Regions from separate parts of the Homo sapiens genome. Here region 2 is linked to region 1. A link is a loop called in an ENCODE intact Hi-C map of the cell type or tissue named here. Cell type or tissue: PC-3. All regions are shown on one strand. Each heading gives the region's core, and the rest is flanking DNA. Links, peaks and the distances in the headings are about the cores only.

Region 1 (2,926 bases), core at 270-2,769:
ATGTGGTGGCTTACACCTGTAATCCCAGCACTTTGGGAGGCTGAGGCGGGCGGATCACCTGAGCTTAGGAGTTCGAGACCAGCCTGGCCAACATGCTGAAACCTTGTCTCTACTAAAAATACAAAAATTAGCCAGACATGGTGGTGCATGCCTACAGTCCCAGCTATTCAGGAAGCTGAGGTAGGAGAATTGCTTGAACCTGGGAAGTGGAGGTTGCAGTGAGCCAAGATCATGCCACTGCACTCCAGGGTAGGCGACAGTGAGAGATTCCATCTCAAGAACCAAAAAAAAAAAAGAGAATCTGGGATAAACCCTGCCAAATTCCTATTTCCTGAACCCACTTTTGTAAGGTCTTATGTAGAATCCACCTAGTCACAAGTGACCTTTTTTCTTTTTCTTTTAGGTATCTTTCTCCCATTAATTAAACAAAAGTTGTCTTTCAAATTCTAATGGAGATGATTAGATTTGTAGGCTTTAGTCTTCCTGCTTTGTCCTAGGCAACGTCCCTTCTTGTTAGGAGGCCCCTGAAGATGATTAATTTCATCCATTATGCATTAATTTCAGGAGGTTAACTCTCAAAGGGCCAGGTCCTTTCTTTTTGTTTGATACTCACTCTAGCTCTCTACTCAGTATATGTGACATTTAAAAATTCTTATTTAACCACAAGGTAGAATAAAGCATTTGCTCATTAAAATACCTTCTCCCTAAATGGGATTTATTACTGAATGAGAATAATGGACCTATTGTTATTATTTCTGCTCCATTTTCTTGTAAAGAATGTATTTCTTTGTGTTAGCCAAAAAAAAAAAAAATGTATAACTTGGTTTCCTTGTAGCTTTTTTGCCACTGAAATATTTTCTAGGCTACACTAATATGAAGATTTTTCAGCAATTTACAGAAATGGTGCTTCTGAGCATTCATTTTCTCTTTTACTGCTCAAAGGAAACCATGGGAACGCAGCATCCAATTTTGTTTGACAGGAGACTGGTTAGCAGACCACATGTGGTGTTTTTGTTTTGTTCTATAGCTGTTTCCACTGTGTCGTGTAATTCATCACAAGGATTTTGAGAATGGAAACTGTCACTAATCAAATATACAAAATTAATGAGTAGTTTACACCATTGCAAAGGGTAGGTAGTGAACAGTCAAGCAGAACAAAAGCAATAAGACTCTCTGGGCATAAATCCATTTCTATTTAATGAAGTTCAGGTTTCTATGTGTAATATGAAGTTGTCAGGTCATTGATAATTATCTTGCTTAATTTTGCAATCTTTTAAAGTCACAAATGACCCACTTTGCACCCACTTTACATAACCTATCAGTTAAGGATAATCATATGTTTAAAGCAACTAAGAAAAACAGTAGCAAATACAGCTATCAGTATTTTCATGGCAATTTTGGAATGAACTTGTAACCAGCACCCAGATTCCTTTTCAGTGAGTCCTGTGCTCCTGTGGCAACATATATAACATGAACCCTGGTATTGTTTTTATGTGCTTTGAAGCCAGTGGTGATATCATTTATTATGTTTGCAAAAAACTGAAGGGGCTTAGTTATGGATGTCTCACACATAGCTCATTTTAACCAAGGCATACAAACAAAAGGAGAGAAATAATAACCAGAAATCTTTGAACTCCAGACTCCCTCTTAACTAACTGCAATATTTCATACTCCCCTCCCAGTTGCATCAGCCTTCCAGTACCAAGACAACTACAGGTGTTTCCAACATAAAGTCAGCTTACCTCTAAGTTGTGTACTTTGAATTCAGAAATGTTTGCACTCAAAGACATCTCTTCCTGTAGAGTTCAGAGGTTTTTGGTTTCTTGTAACTTGAAACTACTAGCCATGGCCAGGGAAAGATTTGAGCTTTAGCTGTTTACCTTGGCACCAAAGATGCCTCTTGAGCGTTTCCTCCTGCCTAGAATCAATGGATTACATTTAAACCTACTTACTAAAATTCTACATATAAATTACAAAAGGAAACATTTTCAGATAAGAGGAACACAGGACATAGCACCCATTGAAAATATAAGAAATGTAGGATGACATTTGGGCCAAATATTTCCTTTCTAGACAAACCCCACCCTCTCTTTCCTGGGGAGACTGTCACTTGTACTTCCCTGGCTACTGGCTTCCAGCTGGGTTTGGCTGTAGTGAGTTTCAGCAGGAAATAGAGAAGGGCAATAGTGAAGTTTAGCATTTATTCTCCTGACCCTTTCCCTTAGGTCAGTCATATACCTTAAATAAAGATTACTGTTCCTTTCCCAGTGTGCTGTTGTGCACGCATTTCTCCTCTTCCTGAGTTTGATAACTTCTTCCACCATCATCTCCTGGGCCAAGCTCTGCTACTGCTAGCTCCAGGTCTCTATTGTCTCTTGTGGATTTTTTTTTTTTTTTTTTAGCCCATCACACTTTTATAATTTGTCCCGTTTTAGTAAAGTCTTCTTGAGTTATATCATTTTGAGCATGCAATCTTTTTACTGTTTAGACTGAGTGAAACACCAAAAATAGCAATAATGCTTAATTCTAAATAACAAAATAGAAGAAATAATAGCAGTTCAAAGTCCAAACTCTTGTTCCTTAATAAGAAATCCAAAAAATTGTCTCCAATTTCACCTACGTCTACCCTCATCAGACAACTAAAAAAAAAATGAAAATAAAAAAAGGGAAGGGTAAAAAAAAACCCAAAACTATAAACAGGTATAGAATTCTCTTTCTTCTGGGACTCTCCATGGCTCTGCATTTTTCTGTTCAGAACTGGACCTGGTGCCCTTCCAGCACCTGCACTCATGCTGTCCTGGAACTTCACCTTCACTGCTTTCCTTGATTAGATTCACTGCTTCCCCTATTTTATGTCTTTGGTCTTTTACTACTTCTGTTTTGTTTGGCTGTGACATGATGAGAAGACAGGTTTCCTGAGACTCTG
Region 2 (2,926 bases), core at 238-2,737, 130 kb before region 1:
TATTTTCTCATATTAAAAATCTTCACGATTTGTTCTTTACAAATATCCATTTAGACATACAATAACTAGATTGTGAAGAGCTGTCATTACTAAAAGAGATACTAGCTGATCCACAAGATAGGATAAATATAGTTAGTATAATTTTAATTATAAGCTTCTCTGATTTATTGTTATTTAAACCAGTTAAATAACATATATTTTCTTTATAAGATTTTATATATATATATTTTGAGATGGAGTTTTGCTCTTGTTGCCCAGGCTGGAGTGCAATGTCGTGATCTCAGCTCACTGCAACCTCTGCCTCCCGGATCCAAGTGATCCTCCTGCCTCAGCCTCCTGAGTAGCTGGAATTACAGGCATGAGCCACCATGCCTGGCTAATTTTATATTTTTAGTAGAGACGAGGTTTCTCCATGTTAGTCAGGCTGGTCTCTAACTCCTGACCTCAGGTGATCTGCCTGCCTCAGCCTCCCAAAGTGCTGATTATATTTTTATAATCAGCCCGGCCAAGATTATATTTCTATAAGATTAAATTATCTTTTAAAATTGCATTATGGGAATTTATAATGCTTATTGTTTCATTGTATTAATGACTGATGGAACAATATTCTATTTCTCTTAAATATTCCTCTTGTTTTTAACGAATAATTTCTAATAGGAAGTTAAGTTTGCATTAGTCTTTGGTTAGAATTCTCTGGTATTTATTATACTTAATTGATTTATGACAAGTATATGTAGTACCCTCCATCTTTTGTAGTAAGAGAGGTTCAAGAAAATCACCTTGAAATTACTGAGGTCACCCTTCCCCTATAGTCTGGGGAAAGGGATCATAAGATAAGTATTTTATATTTAGCTGCCAGTGCCTGGCTCAGTCCTCATGGAAGAGATTGCTATCCTGGGACCCTGGGGTTGAAATCACCACAACCAGTCTGAATGCAGTGCTGCTCTGGGTTGGCTGCCTGTACTAGGAGAGGGTTGCATAGGTGAAATGAGAGTTTAGCACTAAGAACAGCACCCTTAAAGCATCCCCAGGGACCACGATGCTCTGCATAGGAATAGATAGAATTTTATGAAAAAAGTCAGAGAGGAAAGGAATATCACTAGCATTAGGCTCATCCTCCTCCCAGACCACCAAATCTCTCTCACTGCTCACTAGAAATGACTTGAAAATATCATTTTGGTGAAATTTTCTCTTTTTTATTATTTATTTCAGTGGTCACTAAATTTCCTAGAAAGTGAAATTTCCATAGCAGATGCTTAAAAACCAGACTTGTTTATTGTGTCAAGTGAATTTTTAAGGTCAGTTAATTTCATCAATTAACCAGTCATAAATTTGTTTTGAAAAAAATAAGTATGTTCTTTTATTATGTTTTATTCTAAAAAACTTAAATTGGAATTTTGATGGTATCTATTAAAAGATGATTTACTACTGATTCAGGGATATTTCCCATAGTATCTTTAGGCAAGCAAAGCATGTTTTGATTAGAAAAGGAGTTAAGACATGGTTTCAAAGCGTTGGCCCAAACATCTATATTCCAGTCAACCAGAAGATGTCACTATTGTGTACAGAATGTGTAAAAGAAAAAAGTATACTGTAGTTACATTGTGTGTCTCCTAATCTTGCTAAATTTTCTCTGGAGTCTCATGAAGGAAGCACTGTCTTCAAGTTGACAGGCACTGAAAAACTACTACATTCATTGGATGGGTGTGCCAGTTACATTCCCACATTATTCATTTGAAAAAAAAATAATAAAACTACATTGGCAGAAAATATTCCAACTCAATAATTTTGTACAGTGCTAACTGGAAATTAATAACCATGCAATATATCTGTTTTGGTTCTAGCAACAGAGTGTGTCTATTATAAGTAAATTTAGCAGACATTAATTAAGAAAAATCAAACTGTTTCACAAATGACTTTGATTAAACTAATTGTTCACTTAAAGCAGAGAAAATAAACTGCCAAAATATACACTTTAACCTAAGATTAATGGATGTCACTAATAGAATGCCTTCTTAACACTTTCATCTGTTAAATCAGAGTTCTTTTTATAATGAGAGTGCTGTTGACACCTCTGTACTTGTTATGAGACATTTTGTAAGAGAAGTTTACTGCAATCTTTGCAAAATCCTTTATAGGCAAGGAAACAAGATTGGTGGGAAGCTTGTTTGTAGGTATAGAACTTTCCCAGATGTATTTACTTAAGAAGCAAACAGTGAAGACACGCAGATGTAAATTAGATCCCAGGTGCCATTAGCATGGTAATGTGGGCCAAACAGCTGGGCTTAATTCAGGTCACTGACTGGTTTGACCGGTAGGATGTCAAAGGCAAGGCAATTAGGCCGAATCAGGAATGTTTCCCAGTGAGTTAGTATGTATGTATGTATGTATGTATTTATTTATTTGGAGACAGAGTTTCACTCTTGTTGCCCAGGCTAGAGTGCAATGGTGTGACCTCGGCTCACTGCAACCTCTGCCTCCCAGGTTCAAGCGATTCTCCTGCCTCAGCCTCCTGTGTAGCTGGGATTACAGGCGCCGGCCACCAACATGGCTGGGTTTTTTTTTTTTTTTTTGAGACAGAGTTTTGCTTTTGTTCCCCAGAGTGGAGTGCAATGGCATGATCTCGGCTCAAGGCAACCTCTGCCTTCCTGGTTCAAGCAATTCTCCTGCTTCAGCCTACCAAGTAGCTGGGATTACAGGCATGTGCCACCATGCCCAGCTGATTTTGTATTTTTAGTAGAGACAGGGTTTCTCCATGTTGGTCAGGCTGGTCTTGAACCCCCAACCTCAGGTGATCCACCTGCCTTGACCTCCCAAAGTGCTGGGATTACAGGCGTGAGCCTCCATACCCGGCCTAATTTTTGTATTTTTAATAGAAATGGAGTTTTACCACATTGGCCAGACTGCCCTCGAACTCCTGACCTCA

What was found. Hi-C counts contacts between places; a loop is a spot of excess contacts. Peaks named below come from ENCODE experiments on the same cell type or tissue, not always from the same donor. Only the 100,000 strongest peaks of a DNase experiment are listed, where the experiment ranks them.
Region 2: a loop joins it to region 1, with 4 times the contacts of the local background. A loop is called at or near these places in 2 of 110 quality-filtered maps.

The regions. Positions count from the first base shown.
Region 1 is chr2:186,129,061-186,131,986 of GRCh38, reverse strand. No RefSeq gene overlaps it. Among named protein-coding and RNA genes, the nearest start is that of LINC01473, 44 kb to the right of the region's middle. In PC-3, for the core only: no CTCF peak of the experiment used is centred there; a DNase peak (open chromatin) is centred at 1,646; H3K4me3 peaks cover 1,186 bases; H3K27ac peaks cover 2,500 bases.
Region 2 is chr2:186,255,371-186,258,296 of GRCh38, reverse strand. No RefSeq gene overlaps it. Among named protein-coding and RNA genes, the nearest start is that of LINC01473, 170 kb to the right of the region's middle. RefSeq lists an enhancer at 1,955-2,611. In PC-3, for the core only: a CTCF peak has its summit at 1,551 (motif pointing right); a DNase peak (open chromatin) is centred at 1,536.